5 separate regions of the Homo sapiens genome follow, and regions 1, 2, 3 and 5 are each linked to region 4. The links are chromatin contacts, found by Hi-C in ENCODE. All regions are on one chromosome and are shown on one strand. Each heading gives the region's core, a stretch centred on a gene start or an enhancer-like site at or near the end of the contact. The rest is flanking DNA. Distances are from core to core; before and after follow the strand shown. Region 1 holds the start of ATP5F1C (ATP synthase F1 subunit gamma). Region 2 holds the start of TAF3 (TATA-box binding protein associated factor 3). Region 3 overlaps LOC105376387 (a long non-coding RNA gene). Region 4 holds the start of PITRM1 (pitrilysin metallopeptidase 1). Region 5 holds the start of ZMYND11 (zinc finger MYND-type containing 11).

Evidence for each region. Hi-C counts contacts between places; a loop is a spot of excess contacts on that map. Pooled maps may share reads with other maps.
Region 1: a map of naive thymus-derived CD4-positive, alpha-beta T cell shows a loop between it and region 4 (28-fold over the local background). The contact joins the promoter of ATP5F1C here to the promoter of PITRM1 in region 4. A Hi-C loop is called at or near these places in 2 of 168 maps with a recorded cell type or tissue (CD4-positive, alpha-beta memory T cell and naive thymus-derived CD4-positive, alpha-beta T cell), 2 of 37 single-sample maps with no recorded cell type and 13 of 50 pooled maps.
Region 2: a loop to region 4 is called in a map of CD4-positive, alpha-beta memory T cell, with 11 times the contacts of the local background. The contact joins the promoter of TAF3 here to the promoter of PITRM1 in region 4. A Hi-C loop is called at or near these places in 2 of 168 maps with a recorded cell type or tissue (CD4-positive, alpha-beta memory T cell and naive thymus-derived CD4-positive, alpha-beta T cell) and 6 of 50 pooled maps.
Region 3: a map with no recorded cell type shows a loop between it and region 4 (8-fold over the local background). The contact joins the enhancer-like site here to the promoter of PITRM1 in region 4. A Hi-C loop is called at or near these places in 2 of 37 single-sample maps with no recorded cell type and 2 of 50 pooled maps.
Region 5: a loop to region 4 is called in a map of naive thymus-derived CD4-positive, alpha-beta T cell, with 28 times the contacts of the local background. The contact joins the promoter of ZMYND11 here to the promoter of PITRM1 in region 4. A Hi-C loop is called at or near these places in 1 of 168 maps with a recorded cell type or tissue (naive thymus-derived CD4-positive, alpha-beta T cell), 1 of 37 single-sample maps with no recorded cell type and 8 of 50 pooled maps.

Annotation. Positions count from the first base shown.
Region 1 is chr10:7,786,801-7,789,500 of GRCh38, forward strand. ATP5F1C (ATP synthase F1 subunit gamma) reads left to right here and starts at 1,377. Exons shown (of 10, transcript NM_001001973.3): 1 at 1,377-1,463. The coding sequence starts at 1,408. KIN (Kin17 DNA and RNA binding protein) reads right to left here and starts at 1,193. Exons shown (of 13, transcript NM_012311.4): 1 at 1,020-1,193. The coding sequence starts at 1,133. RefSeq lists enhancers at 1,146-1,465, 1,918-2,461.
Region 2 is chr10:7,817,074-7,819,773 of GRCh38, forward strand. It overlaps TAF3 (TATA-box binding protein associated factor 3), which reads left to right and starts at 1,432. Exons shown (of 7, transcript NM_031923.4): 1 at 1,432-1,802. The coding sequence starts at 1,637. LOC105376392 (a long non-coding RNA gene) reads right to left here and starts at 1,290. Exons shown (of 3, transcript XR_001747356.1): 1 at 1,179-1,290. RefSeq lists enhancers at 1,108-1,626, 1,439-1,498, 1,627-2,144.
Region 3 is chr10:6,926,992-6,929,691 of GRCh38, forward strand. All of the region lies in intron 3 of LOC105376387 (a long non-coding RNA gene), which reads right to left. Among named protein-coding and RNA genes, the nearest start is that of LINC00707, 150 kb to the left of the region's middle. RefSeq lists enhancers at 904-1,323, 1,055-1,144. Within about 2 kb of position 1,405, at least 13 of the 41 ENCODE cell types and tissues checked have a DNase peak (open chromatin) inside an H3K27ac peak, as active enhancers do.
Region 4 is chr10:3,171,361-3,174,060 of GRCh38, forward strand. PITRM1 (pitrilysin metallopeptidase 1) reads right to left here and starts at 1,422. Exons shown (of 27, transcript NM_014889.4): 1 at 1,357-1,422. The coding sequence starts at 1,412. RefSeq lists silencers at 947-1,786, 2,077-2,236 and an enhancer at 2,435-2,700.
Region 5 is chr10:134,109-136,808 of GRCh38, forward strand. ZMYND11 (zinc finger MYND-type containing 11) reads left to right here and starts at 1,347. Exons shown (of 15, transcript NM_001370100.5): 1 at 1,347-1,451. RefSeq lists silencers at 589-2,148, 596-774.

The sequences.
Region 1 (2,700 bases), core at 127-2,626, 4.6 Mb after region 4:
GGCAGTCCAAGCAGACTAAGACATTAGATAATGCATATACAGGTATTCCTTAATAGAACTAAAGAGAGTAACTGTATCAATATTAGTATGAGTCCTACCTAAAATACCTCTTCCTTCACTTGCAGAAACACTGGATTAGATTATTCCAATTGCCTCAGTGTTCTTCCACCCTTACCCAATCCAGTCCAATCTCCGGAGAAAAATATGATCACATCACTAGCCTGCACAGCATTCAATCAACCACCTCTTTAATGGGGAAAAGTGTAAATTCCATAGTGTAGCCATATAAGGCTTTTCGAGATCTGCCCAGACTCCTTGAGCCACTCTATATATACTTCACTCATTTAAAACTCAGCGACAATCCTACAAGTAGGTGAAATTATTATTCCCTCTTTACAGATAAGTAAAGGGGAATATAAGTAAATAACTTGCCCAAGACCACACGGTTGGTAAGTGGCCCTGCTTGACTTTAAATTTTGACAGTCTGATATATCCATAAACCAGATAAATCCATAATTTTAACCACAATATTATTCTGTGCCCGGTACAGTGTAGGTGCTCAATAAATGCTTGCTAGATGAGTAGTGTGGAAGAGCTTAGCTCTCCTTTTTCACCTGATCCCAAAAGAGGAGTGAATCCTAACCACCCTGTTTCTCTTAAGAGTCAAGTCAAGTAAGAGCTGATGACTGTTACTGGCATTGCCCGGGCGTCTAGTATTGCAGTATCCCCGCCCCTGTGAGGGGTGCAAAACCTTTTCTGATTTCATTTCTTTGGTGGTGGGGATCGGACTGGGGAGGAATGAGGGGTCGCAGAACACAGGCTGCCCGCTGGGCCCGGGGGCTGCGGGGAGGGACGGCTCTCGTGCGCTGAGTAGTTGACTCGCCCACTGCAGACCTCAGAAGCCTCACGACCCGGACCCCGGGAGCCCCAGCCCCGCGCCCTCAGCCCCGCGTCCAGGACCTGATCCTGGATTGCCAGGGGCCCTCCTGGGAAGACGGGGCCACTCCGGGCCCACTCACCTCGTCCCGGCACTGCTTCTGGCACATCTGGCAATACCAGCGTAGCTTCTGCAGCCCCTTGGACTTGATCCTGTTGGCGATAGCCTTGGGAGTAAGAAAATCCGACTTCCCCATGGCGACCACGGCAGCGATCACTTTCTGGACCCCAGTACTCAGCCAGCCGGAAACGGAACCGGGCTGGCGGCGGTGGGCGGGACAAATCCCAGCTGAGAGGCGGAAGGAGGTGGGGCCTGGGAAGACTGGGTTGCAACGGTCGCGAGACTCCCCTCGCCGTAGCGCGAAGAAACGAGACTGAAGAAGAGAGCAAGGTGGGAGGGGCGCGCTGGGGAGCTTCGGCGCATGCGCGCTGAGGCCTGCCTGACCGACCTTCAGCAGGGCTGTGGCTACCATGTTCTCTCGCGCGGGTGTCGCTGGGCTGTCGGCCTGGACCTTGCAGCCGCAATGGTATGGCAGCTTGCGGGAAGATCGGCAGGACCGCAAGGGATGGAAGAGCTTGGGCACGGGGCAGGGAGGAGGAGATGGGCGCGGGGGCAGATGTGGGGTCGCAGGGCCTAGCTGGGCCCCTGGCCCGTCGGAGGCGCCGGGTAGCGGGGGCTGCAGGAAGCGGCTCTGAGGTCGGGCAAGGTGTGCGCAGGGCCGGGCTCCGGCGGAGCAAGGTCCCGCCCGGTTCCCTGAGGTCGGAGGGCCACCTGGGACCTCGGGACTGCGGCCTGAGTCCAAATTGACGTCTGGGCGGTCTTGAGTTCCCTCAGCTAATCAGCACTTCCTGAGCTTCCACTTCCACTGCAAGCCAGGCCCCCAGTCTCAGGGCCTGCAAGGTGACGGGAGCCTGAGCAATAGCCCAGGGGAAGGTTAAGTCGTGCTTTTTGTCCTTGACGCCCTTTGAAACCCTGTAGTGCTGGACAGAGTGACCCTTTAAGATTCGATCGAGTCAGAGAGCGCGGCCGTCGAGCACCTCCCGTGTTGCAGACGCTTTGCTGGGTGCTGCAACAGCAAAGGCGAACATCCTAGATGCCTCTGAGGGTGGTTTTGGTGCAGAAGGGACCGTACAGATCTGTCTGAGGGCGGGGAAGGGAAGGACACCTAGCACTACCTTGAAACCACTTGCTGAAACCGTAACCCTGCAAGGTCATGAAATTGCCCCCAGGTCCTGGGGGAGGAGTTCGGTGGGCTTTTAAGTGGCATTTGTTAACTGACATGCAACTAAAGGGTGCCACGAGCCTCGAGAATTTTAAACATTAGTTCCGGGTAGGGGGACCTGGGCTGGGGGAAGTGCATATTAGAAGGCCCGGGAATGGGCAGGTAAAAGTTGGTTTGTGGGTGGTGCTGTTCAGTTTTGAAGCTTGACGGAATCTGGAAGAATTCCAGACACGCTGCTAAGGGGATTCTAGGCTGTGTCGTAGCAATTCCCTGCTCTTAACAGTGTGGAGGATTTCTAAGGCGCTACAGTGCTAAACTAGATTTTCGTATCCTAATTTATATGAAGGGACCATAAAGCATTAGTTGAAATAAATAGGTTTTTCATTAAGCAAATAACTGATAGTAATATACGAGATTTTCAGAATGATATCTGATGTGAATTAGCCACATAAAATTTTTGGTGGCTTGGCCTTGGAAGTCAGATTTTTTTTTCTCTAATATGGAAAAAGAACATTCATGGGAATTAAAAGGTCACTGTAGT
Region 2 (2,700 bases), core at 182-2,681, 4.6 Mb after region 4:
TACACAGAAAGGCAAATGAAGAGGAACAAACACCCAGGGTGGCGGCGGTAGCGGGACAGATTTGTGAAATCCAAGGCGCAAGAGAGTTTCAATGTTACAGAAGCGTTCAACATTATCAAATAGCTACAAAATAATCAAGTACGGCTAGGACTGAAAAATGTCTCATAGATTTAGCAACACAATGTTCCTGATAACTTGGGGACAGAGTGTCCAGGGAGTAAATGCAGGCACCTTGCCCTTTAGTACCTTGCTTCTCTGCAGATCGTCATTTAGCTGAAGAACCATAATTTCAGTTCTATTATTGAGTTTCCCAGACTTTGAAAAATGTGAATATCATGTTCAAAGTTCTGGAATAGTCCCTGTCGGAGGAATATAGAGCCACTCATAAACTCGCAATTTATTGGAGGAGCACATAAACTAAATACACTGTGATAAGTACAGAAGGGCATATTTAAGAAACCGCATAGTTCAGCCACTACAATCGGGCGACCTGCAGGCTGAATCTAGACTAACCGTGGGATCAGTTTGGCTTTTGAGATGTGTTCCCAATTCTGTATTTAAAAATCAAGATATTTATCCCTAAATCCGATTTCTGGCAATACTTGGATGGAGCTGGGAGAAGGCTCTGGGGTAGGCAACCGTTCCCAGGACACTCGGCCTGCGACACCGGTTTAAGGCTCGGTTTGGCCTCTGTAGGCAGCCGAGGTCCCCATCCCCCGATAGGTCACAGCCGCGATGCTCAAATCGCACACTATAGCCCACAGGCAGCTTACCTGTTTTTTTTAAAAAAAAAAAAAAAAAAAAAGTTTTATTGGAACCAGGGCTGGGATTAGAATGACATGAGTGAGTCAGGAGTTTATGGCATGGATTTGGATTTTTTTAAAAAAACTGTTAAAATATTATCGATCTTGATGACTGAGTTTTTTGAGGCCCCCATTAATTTGGCACAGAGTCCTCCTAGTTCCTGCCCTATTGCGAAGGGCTTTGAAGGGCATGCGGAACAGCTTGGACTTTATTTAATCTTTGCAGTGGCAAGCAGCTCAATACACAGATTTTTAGCTGAGGCAACACCAGCGCAGGTCTGCGTTTGGCGAGCTCCGTAAGTTCCCACGCCCCAAACTTCTCTCTAGCACATAACTCTCTAATATGACTAACGTTATTAGTGCTAACTCTCTAACCTGTCAATGTCGTATCCCAGATCCCTCGTTTGCCTCTAAAACACTGGCGTTTTCGTCACCGCTGTCCCCCAGGTGAGCGCCCCAGCACCTGCCGCCCTGGGCGCCTCCTCCACCTGCGCGCCCCACGCCCGCTTCCGGCCGGCTTCCAGGCCTCAGAGGCGATCCCGAGGAATCGTTCCGCTCCCAAGGGGCGGAGCTTTCTCATCGCCGCGCTCGGCATTCGGCTTATGCTGCCTCGCCCCGGCGGCCGTCCAGCGGGAGGCGGAGCGAGTCCAAAATGGCGGCTCTCAGGCTGGCGCGCTCCGTGCTGCTGGGGCTTTGAGGTGGTCGCCGGGGGTCCGGGGGACCCTTTCCCCGCCGCGGAAGCCCTAGAGGATGAATCGGGGACCCTGCTAAGGTCTGGCGGCGGGGCTGGAGAGCAGTGGCAGCAAGGGCTGCGGTGGCGTCCACGCAGCGGGATGTGCGAGAGTTACTCCAGGTCGTTGTTGAGGGTCTCGGTGGCGCAGATCTGCCAGGCGCTGGGCTGGGACTCGGTGCAGCTCAGCGCCTGCCACCTCCTCACGGACGTGCTGCAGCGCTATCTGCAGCAGCTGGGCCGGGGCTGCCATCGGTACTCTGAGCTCTGTGAGTACCGGGCTGGGTGCGGGAGGGCTGCCCCGGCAAGTCAAGGGTGACACCTTCGCTCTCCCTGTCCCTCCGCGTCCCCGGGGTGTGCATCCCGCACCCCGCCTCGAGATCTGCTGTTTCCTCGGCCTCCCACGTCCCTGGGCTTCCACTGCCGCTCCAAACTCTAGTCATCCTTCGGGTGCCTCTTCCTTATCCGCTAACTTCCCGCCACCAGCCCGGGAGTCGGGTCTTCGCTCCCAGCTCCACACCCTCCTACCGCTCCTCCGCTCTGAATTGTGTCTGGATCTCTCTCATTGTCTCCTGTTTGCTGCGGGTAGATCCACCCCCAGCGTGCCCTACACCCTCTTTTACCTCGGTCCTTTTTCTCCCTTGCCCGCAAACTACTACAACTAGTTGTCACAGGCGCTCCGTCTACCGGCCGTTTCTTACAAGACTGGCCATTCCTGGGCTCCTAACTACATAGACTCGTTGACAGCTCTGCTCCGTTAGGGACACTGCCTCGTCTTTCTGTATCTGTTCGTTTCGTGAACGACATCTCCATTTACTGTTTTTCCAAGGCTGACTTTGTCAGTTTCGCTGATTAGATGTACTTTCACTTACGTCTCGGTTACCAGTGAGATGTCAGTGGCTATCGAAGTAGGATAGAGGGACCGTGGGCAGTTGACAAGATTCTCCAGGTAATCTGGGCTACAGTACTTATGAGTTTTAAATGAATGTCTGGTAATATCTATAGCTAGTGGTATTTAATAATTTAATGGAAGGAATGGAATATTTTAATAGAAGCTCCACATTATCTTGTTGATGTGAAGCATTGTATGTGTGTTTGTTGAGGAGAGGAAACTACCACTCATTTTAGTTTCAAGTCATGATGTTTAAGGTGGTGAGCTGGAGAACT
Region 3 (2,700 bases), core at 155-2,654, 3.8 Mb after region 4:
GGACAGTTGAATTTGCAGGACTTAGGAAATTCTTCTAGTTTTTTGTTTGTTTGTCTGCTTGCTTCTTTAGGAGAAGAAGGAGAAAACACTGATGGATATAGTCATGTTCATAAGAAGATCTCTTCCGAGTGTTTGATGCAACCTCTGCTTCCGCTATCCCATCTTCTCACACTCCCCTTTGTGCTAGTTCTTCTCATCTGCATGCAGCTTCTTTCCTGTCATTTGACCATCATGGAGAAGCTCTTTTTTCATGAACATTTTCCTTCTGAAAACCACATATGTCCCACTGTCAGTTTTGCACATCTATTTCATTATCAGACTTGAAAATGTATCCCTCTTATCCATTTCCTTACTTTATCAAAAATGTTGGAAATGAATAACATATGGAATGTACATTAACTTAGTTACCATCATTTTAGTTGTCCATCACCAGTACCTAATCATGATGGTTAGTTCATGGATGAATTTTCAACGAATATGCATGCAACAATGCTAGGTGTGTCAATGATGGTTCCTTGACTTAAATGAAGTATATGGTCTGCTTAAATCACCTGCCTTTTTCTGTGATCAACTAATTTAAATTAAGAAATGAAATAAAAAATTATAGCAGGGAGCCTTGAAGGTAGGTTGAAAACTGTCTGCTGAGTCAGTAGCTCTATTTTTATCCAAACAGACAAGAAGACAGCAAGCCCCTTGACTTGTGGTTTCCGTTCTCTCATTTCCTGTGTGCACCCACATGAACCATGTGCCCTCCCTGACTCCCTGCCTCCACGTCTAGAGAAGGAGGCGTGGGTCTTCTCTAATTCCCCTTGTGTGCTTGACTTGTTCCCCACCACCCAAGGGCTAAGGCTTAGGCACTGCGTTGAAAACTTCAGCACAGCAGGGAACCTCAGCCACTCTGTCTTCTATCCATCCTCCCTCATGTCTTCTCTGTACTCCTGTCTCTATCAGTTGGCACCTGGGCCTCCGCCTGCCTTCACCTCCTTGTCTCCATCCTTGCAATGAATGCCGTAGTATGACCACCTCTTCTTCTCCAGTGTAACTTCACTCTGGCACTATTTTCTGAAACTTGTGGACCCTCCATGCCACAGCTACCCTAAACCCACTCTCCTGAGAAGCCCCAGTTCCCAGAACGGAAGTCCAGGTCGGCCCTCGGCCGCCACACTTCCCTAAACAGCAGCTGCCTAAGAGTCTGTGAACCTGCACAATTTTCACTAGCAGTGTCTCAACAATTAGCCGGTGCCTCACAAGTGGGGCAGATGGTATAGCCAGGAATGAGAGTTTCATGTTTCTTCTGATTCACATGCATTCCTATCTAAAGGCTGTTTCCTTTTAGAGACAAACTAATTTTTTCTCTTTCGTCCTTTGCCTGGGCTTTATGTTTACTTCTACAAGCTGGCACTTCCGATGGTTTCTAGAGAGCTCATTGGTGCTCTCTCTCTCTCTAACACACACACACACACACACACACACACACACACACACACTATGTACACACCTCACAGGAAATGGAAACTTGTTCCCATTATGGGTCCTGAAACAAAGCTCTGTGGATATGCATGTGCTACTTAGATTTTCTATCCCAGGAAATGAGTTTAAATACCTACCTCCCCAACAAATTTTTTTTTCAGAGACAACAGACCTCGGAAGACAAGTGGAAGTTGAAACTCTCCTTGAATGCGGTTCTTGGGAGTTGGAAATCTCCATTGCCGTTGCTTCCCCATGGAAGGCTTTGCAGTGCTAAATGGCTTATCTCCATGACAACCAGAAGAGCTGGTTGTTGTTTTTTTTTTTTTTTTTTTCTGCTGGACATTTTTTTCTAGATTTTACTTCATATTTAAAATAATTAAAAGTGTTTATCTCAGTACACCACAACCAGTCATTTACTGGGCCAGTGTCAGGAGGCAGTTCACATCCGTTTGGGGTCCACTCAAACCACCTCCATGCTGTCGGCCTTCAAAGTTTCCAAGAGGTTTGGTTTCTCTTTGAAATCTGGCTTCTCACTTGCGCACTGTATAACTTTTAAACAGATTAATTTTTTTAGTTCCTTATATATAAGTTTTCTGCATGTAAAAATTTAAGATAATTTTATGTCAAGAAGAGCAGAGAAGATGTATTAGATAAAGTGTGAGAGACTGCCTGATAGAGCTGAACACATGGGAAGCATACAAAATATTCATCTCTCTGCTTATTCGTTTCCTTAGCAGAATATCTGGCTGCAGCTTACTGTAGCCATCCTGTCATCAGTTCCCAAACGGGAGGAATGCCATGGTCTCTTGACAGAGGCTCTCTTGCACTGTTGGAGGCAAGGGCCTGCTGTCCTGTCAGGTTGGCCCATTTATCCAGTTACTCGTGAAATATCTTGTTCTCTCAGAGAATCAACCGGCGGCTGTGTGCTGACTTCACAAAGAAAAATCCATTCTCTCACCAAGTAGTTGTCAAGCATAATAAAGAAAAACTGGCAGAATAATTGGGGTGGTTGCTGAGTCTAACTCAATATCGTATGAAAGAAAATATATGGAACAGTGGTGTTTAAAGAGAACTGCACACCTCTGTTTGTATGGCAGGCTCAAACACAGCCAGTCAGACGTATGTAGAGTCAAAGTGAGGAAGTGGAGGTCATTTAGACTACTGGTAGACCCAGAATTCGAGCCAAAACAGAAGCAGAAAACAGAAATAGATGCTTCAGGATCTGTCTCT
Region 4 (2,700 bases), core at 172-2,671:
TTTCTGTATGTTATGACCGTGATAATCTAAGAGGGAGGGAGAGAGTTACGAGCAGTTAGGGGAATCTTCAACTTGGTCACAGGGACACTAATTTTCTTTTTTGAGACAGATCTCACTCTGTTGCCCAGGCTGGAGTGCAGCGGTGCAATCTCGACTCACTGCAACCTCCACCTCCCGGGTTCAAGCAATTCTGTCTCAGCCTCCTGAGTGGCTGGGACTACAAGTGCTCACTACTACGCCCAGCTAATTTTTGTATTTTTAGTAGAGACAGTTTCACCATGTCGGCCAGGCTGGTCTTGAACTCCTGACCTCAAGTGGTCTGCCCGCCTTGGCCTCCCAACATGCTGGGATTACAGGTGTGAGCCACCGCGCCCAACCTATTTCTAATAATTATTCTCACCTGAATGAGATGGCTCACACCTGTAACCCCGCAATGCGAGAGGCTGAGGAGGGGGATCAAACCAGCCTGGGAAACAGAGCAAGATCCCTGCTCTTAAAAAACACGTAATTATTATTCTCTCCAATTGTATTATATGTCGTATGGGATTTTCTACATTAATGTATCCCACCGAAATATTTATTTTAAAGATAATATGTACAGGAAGAAAAAACCTATTCAGTCACTGGCAATATTATGAAGATATGCTATAACCAACATTTGCTTACTGATTTAGCAAATTTCAGAATTATGGGACAGAAGCGTTTTAAGAAGTTACTTATCAAGGACATGATAGGAAACTCCTGAGCGGTAAGGCCAGGCCGAACTCATGCCACGGACGCCCCGTGCCTCCCGGCCTGGGCCGGCAGCGCTGAACTATTACCTTATATTAAACACGGGCTCGTGGATTACCATGAACACTAAACTGCTTCGTCATTTTTTTCCCCATAAATTGAGTCATTAAAAAAACAAAACAGTTCAATTCCGGGAGGCGTCAGTTCTCTGAACACAGCGAGACTTTAAGTATGGGCTGTGGGCGCCTCGGGTCTCTTAAGGACTCGGCCTCCCAACAAAAATGAACTAGGAGCAAAGCTGTCAGCGAGAACCGCAAATGCCGACCCCATTTACTACCCCCGTTAAAGCCCACGCTAATGGAGGGCCCCGCCGGGAGCGCCGCGGGCAGGCCCGGCCCCCAGCCCGGGGCATCGCCCCTGGGAGTAGGAAGGAGCTCCGAGGTCCTCCGGCCTCGGAGCCTCGGATGCGGGAGCTCCAGGAAGGGCTCGGGGTGCGGGACGCCCACAGCTTGGGGAGCTGCCAGCCCCGGGCGCAGGGACGAGGACCCCTACGCCTCCGGCCTGCCCTGGACCCTCCCCTCCCGGGTACCAGCGCGCCGAGCGCCTCCCGTCGCAGCGTCTCACCCGCCGCTCAGCCGCCTCAGCACACACAGGCCCTGCCGCCCGCCGCAGCGCCACATTGCGCATGACGAGCACCTGGCTGGCGAGGAACCCCCTCTTAACCCGACGCAGGGCGCGGGGCGGGGCTTGCCGTGACAGCTACCACTCCTATTGGTCAACGCGAACAGCGACGTCCTCTGCGATAGGCTGTAGGTGAAAAGGGTAGGCCTCCACTGCTCTGGGACGGGCGGGAGGGCGGTGCGGACGGAGATGGGCGGGAGGGGCGGGGCCGACGTGCCGAAGGAGGCGGGCAAGGCGAGGGGCGTGGTACGGGTAGAAAGGGGCGGGGCCGTCTTGCCGAAAGGGGCGGGGTTCGGCCAGCAGCAGGATGTGGACAGATGATAGGAGGGGGAAGTGGGCAGGCGAGAAGTGGGGCGTGGCGAGAGGCGTGTGTATGCAGATGAAGTGGGGCCTGGTGAAGGGCGGGGCTGCGCTGGTGAAAAGAGGGGCTCCTGGAATGGCGTGCTGTGTTGGGTGGGGCTGTGCAAGTGATGGGAGGGGCTTAGCGAGGGGTGGCTCTTTGCAGGTGAGGAGTGGAGACCAGTGGGAGAGGGGATTGCAAGTGAGCTGAGCCTTGGGGGCGGGGCTTGCAGGTGACAGGGTGGAGCCTAGTGGGCGGGGATGCAAGTGAGCTGGGCCTTGGGGATGGGGCTTGCAGGCGATGGGGTGGAGCCTGGTGGGGCGGGGCTGCAGGTGAGCTGGGCCTTGGGGGCGGGGCTTGCATGCGAGAGGTGGGTCCTTGTGGGGGCAGGGCTGGCAGAAGTGGGTGGGGCTTGGTGATGGACCGCGGTGTTCAGGTGAGGGTAGTGGCCTGGTTGGGGGCTGCCGGAAGCTGGGCCAGGTGAAACTTGGTAGCCCTCTCTGGCCTTGGTGTGGGCGTTGGTCCTGTTTGTAGGGCTGAGCTGAGCTCCAAAGGCGTTCTGCTGCCCCGCCAGGCCTGAACCTTGGGGTCTGGGGGCTTCTTGGATGAGATCTCAAGGCTGCATGGCAGGTCCCAGGGCCAGGGCCCCACGGTGTCACACGTATCACGGATGGCCGCCAGCGAAGCACAGCACAGCTCCGAGCTGCTGCATGGGAGCCTGTGGCCCCCGCTGCTGCCTCCGCTTTCCTCTTCGTTTCGTGTCTAGGAAGATGCACCTGAGCCCCCTGACATTGCCCAAGTGCCCAAGGGCCCTTCTGGGAACCCCCAGAGAGGCTGAAGGAGGCCCCCGTAGGAGTGGGTGGTTCTGCACTGTGGGCCAGAAGGGGCCCTGGGATTAGCCACGCTTGGAGAGGGTGGGGTAGCCCTTGGAGGAAGTCCGCACCAAG
Region 5 (2,700 bases), core at 97-2,596, 3.0 Mb before region 4:
ACTTACACTACGTTTTCTCCTATACACACCTGCCTATAATAAAGTTTAATTTAGAAGTCAGGCACAATGAGAGATTAACAACACTAATAATAAACCAGAACAATTATAACACTATACTGTAGTAAAAGTTATGAGAATGCGGTCTCCCTGAAAACACCTTGCTGTCCTGTACTCACCGAATTTCAGAGCAGAGGACTCTGACTGACAGGTGTTCCCCGACTCCCAGTGGCGAAAGGTCCTCAGGGAAAACAGGTGAACGCTATCAAAGTATGCTTATCTCCGAACCTTTCTTAAACCAGAGTCTTAAGGGATCGTCTCTGATTAGGTCTAGAATTCCTCTCCATAGAAGATAACCTACTTCTCGCGCAAATCTGCAGTGTTCTTGCAGGGCTGCTGATGGGTGGTCCTGTTCTTTTCGCGGTCCTGTTTGCGCAGAGATGAAACGGGGAACTTAGCGTATCCCTACCGCTCTTTTTGATGACAGGAGTAAAGGGCTGTTCAGACTACCTAAACAATGTTGTTAAGAGAAGCACTCGTACTTCTCAGACTTCGCTGTTCCGGACCCCGCGAGCCAGGGGCAGGCACCGGGTCCACCCGGGGCTGAGCTGCGGCGGCGCCTGACAATGCCCCCTCGCGCCCCGGCCTCGGCGCCCGCTCCCGGCTCCAGCGCGCCTGCACGTACGTAGCCTTCACGTGTGTGTGGATACGGAGTGCATGTGTGGAGACAGAGGAATATGCTCCAACAAATTTCGGATAGAGGCGCCGAAGACAGGACGTGGGGAAGGTAGGAGCCGCGTGCACGGCTCCGGCCCCGGGCGGGAGGCGGCCGCGAGCCGGGCCGGCCGCGCGCAAGTCCGGCGCCAGCCGCTAGAGCCCCCAGTGCGCGGCCCGGCCGCGGGGCGCCTCGACCCGACACAATAAACTCCGAGGGCGGGCGGGCCGAGGGGCCGGTGGGGCCGAGCGGCCGCCCCGCGCGCATCGCCATGTGAGCGGCTGCCGCGGCTTCGCGGGGACCCAACTTTCCCGGGCGGCGGCGCCCAACTTCCCGCCGCCCGCTCCGGCCCCGCAGGCCCGCGGCGCCAGGGGAAGACGCGAGTAAGTGCGGGCGGCGGTGCCCTCCCGGCCCTCACCCCGCACGCGGCGACCCGGCCGCCTAGCCTCCCTCGCTCAGGCGCGACCGCGGCGTTCTCTGAGGTGGAGTATTACAAACATGGCGCCCCTCGAGCCCGGAGCCCTTCGCGCGGAGCCGGCGGCGGGGTCCGGGCGGGGGGGAGCCGGGGAGGAGGGAGGAGGCCGGCAGGGAGGAGGAGGAGGCGGCCTGAGCGTCCCCCCCGCCCCCCGCGCCCGTCGCCGGCTCAGGCCCGAGAGGCGCCGGGCGGCGGGAAGGAGGCGGCACCGGAGGGGAGGGCCGGGCGCGGCGGCGGCGGCGGTGGAGGAGCCGGAGCATAATGGTGGGGAAAGCTCGGCGGCGGGGCGGCGGGGCGGGCGGGGGCGTCCGTGGAGATGGCGCGGCCCGCGCGGTGGAGCCTGCCTGGCCGCGGCCTCTGGGGCGGCGGCGGCACCAGTGGGTGCTGACGGTCGCTCGCCCGCTCGCGAAGAGCTCCGAGCTGCCGGGGAGCTTTGTGGATGGCGGGGCGGGCCGGGCCGGCGGGGCCTGCGAGGGCGGCGGCGGGGCCTGCGGAGGCTGCCGGCCCGCGCCCACTCGCCTTGGGCGGCCGCGGAAGAGGCCCCGGGATGAGGCCCCGGAGGACCGCGCGGGGCCTGCTCGGGCCGGGAAGCCGCGGAGTCGCGTGAGCACCGCCCGCCGGGCCCTGTGCCCCGCTTTCGGTCAGGCCTCCTGGGCCCGTGCGCAGTCCGGGCCGGCGGGGAACGCGGCTCCGGGCGTGTGGCGGGCGGAGAGGAAGCGTTTGTCGGCGCGGCACGTCGTGTGCTAGCCCGGGAGCGGCGGGCAGGGCTGGCCCCGAGGCCCGGGGCGGAGATTCGTCGGTCCCCCGGGGCTGTGAGCGACCCCGGCAGCGAGGCCGCCGCCTCAACAGGTCCTCGCGGACCTCCGGGACAGTCCTGTGGGGTCCGCCGCCCTCCTCCCACCCAGAGCTCCGGGGAGAAGCTGCTGAGGACGCGGCTGGGACGAGGGGGGGCGCCGGGACCCGGACTTTCACTTGCAGTCTCTCCTCGCGCTTTTCTCCCGAGCCGGGAGGAGGAGGAGCTGGCGATGTGTGCGCCGTGCCCGGTGTCTTTTGCAGAGTGACCGCCGTACCTGTTTTATTCGTGTGTACCAGTGCTCGTTGTGCAGTGCGGTGTCCTATGCGGTGGGTACGCAGTACCGGGGATTATATATGGTGTGTACTCTGTGTCATATGCAGTGTGCTCGAAGTACCCGGTGTCGTACCGGCTATCATACACGGTGTGTACATGTATCTTCCTCGCTTAGGCTGTGCACTCAGCCCCCGGTATTGTGTGCAGTAGGTGCCTGGTACCCTGCTGCCATATGAGCTGTGCGTGTGGTACTCCATGTTATATACGAGTGTATGTAGTATCTGGATAGTATTGAATATATTTACCTTACCTGTTGTCACATACAGTGTGTATGTAGTACCTGGTGTCATATATGCGGTGTGTATAGTACCAGGTGTCATATACTGTGTGCACACAGTACTTGGGGTCATATATGGTGTGTACATAGTATCCTTTCACACTGTG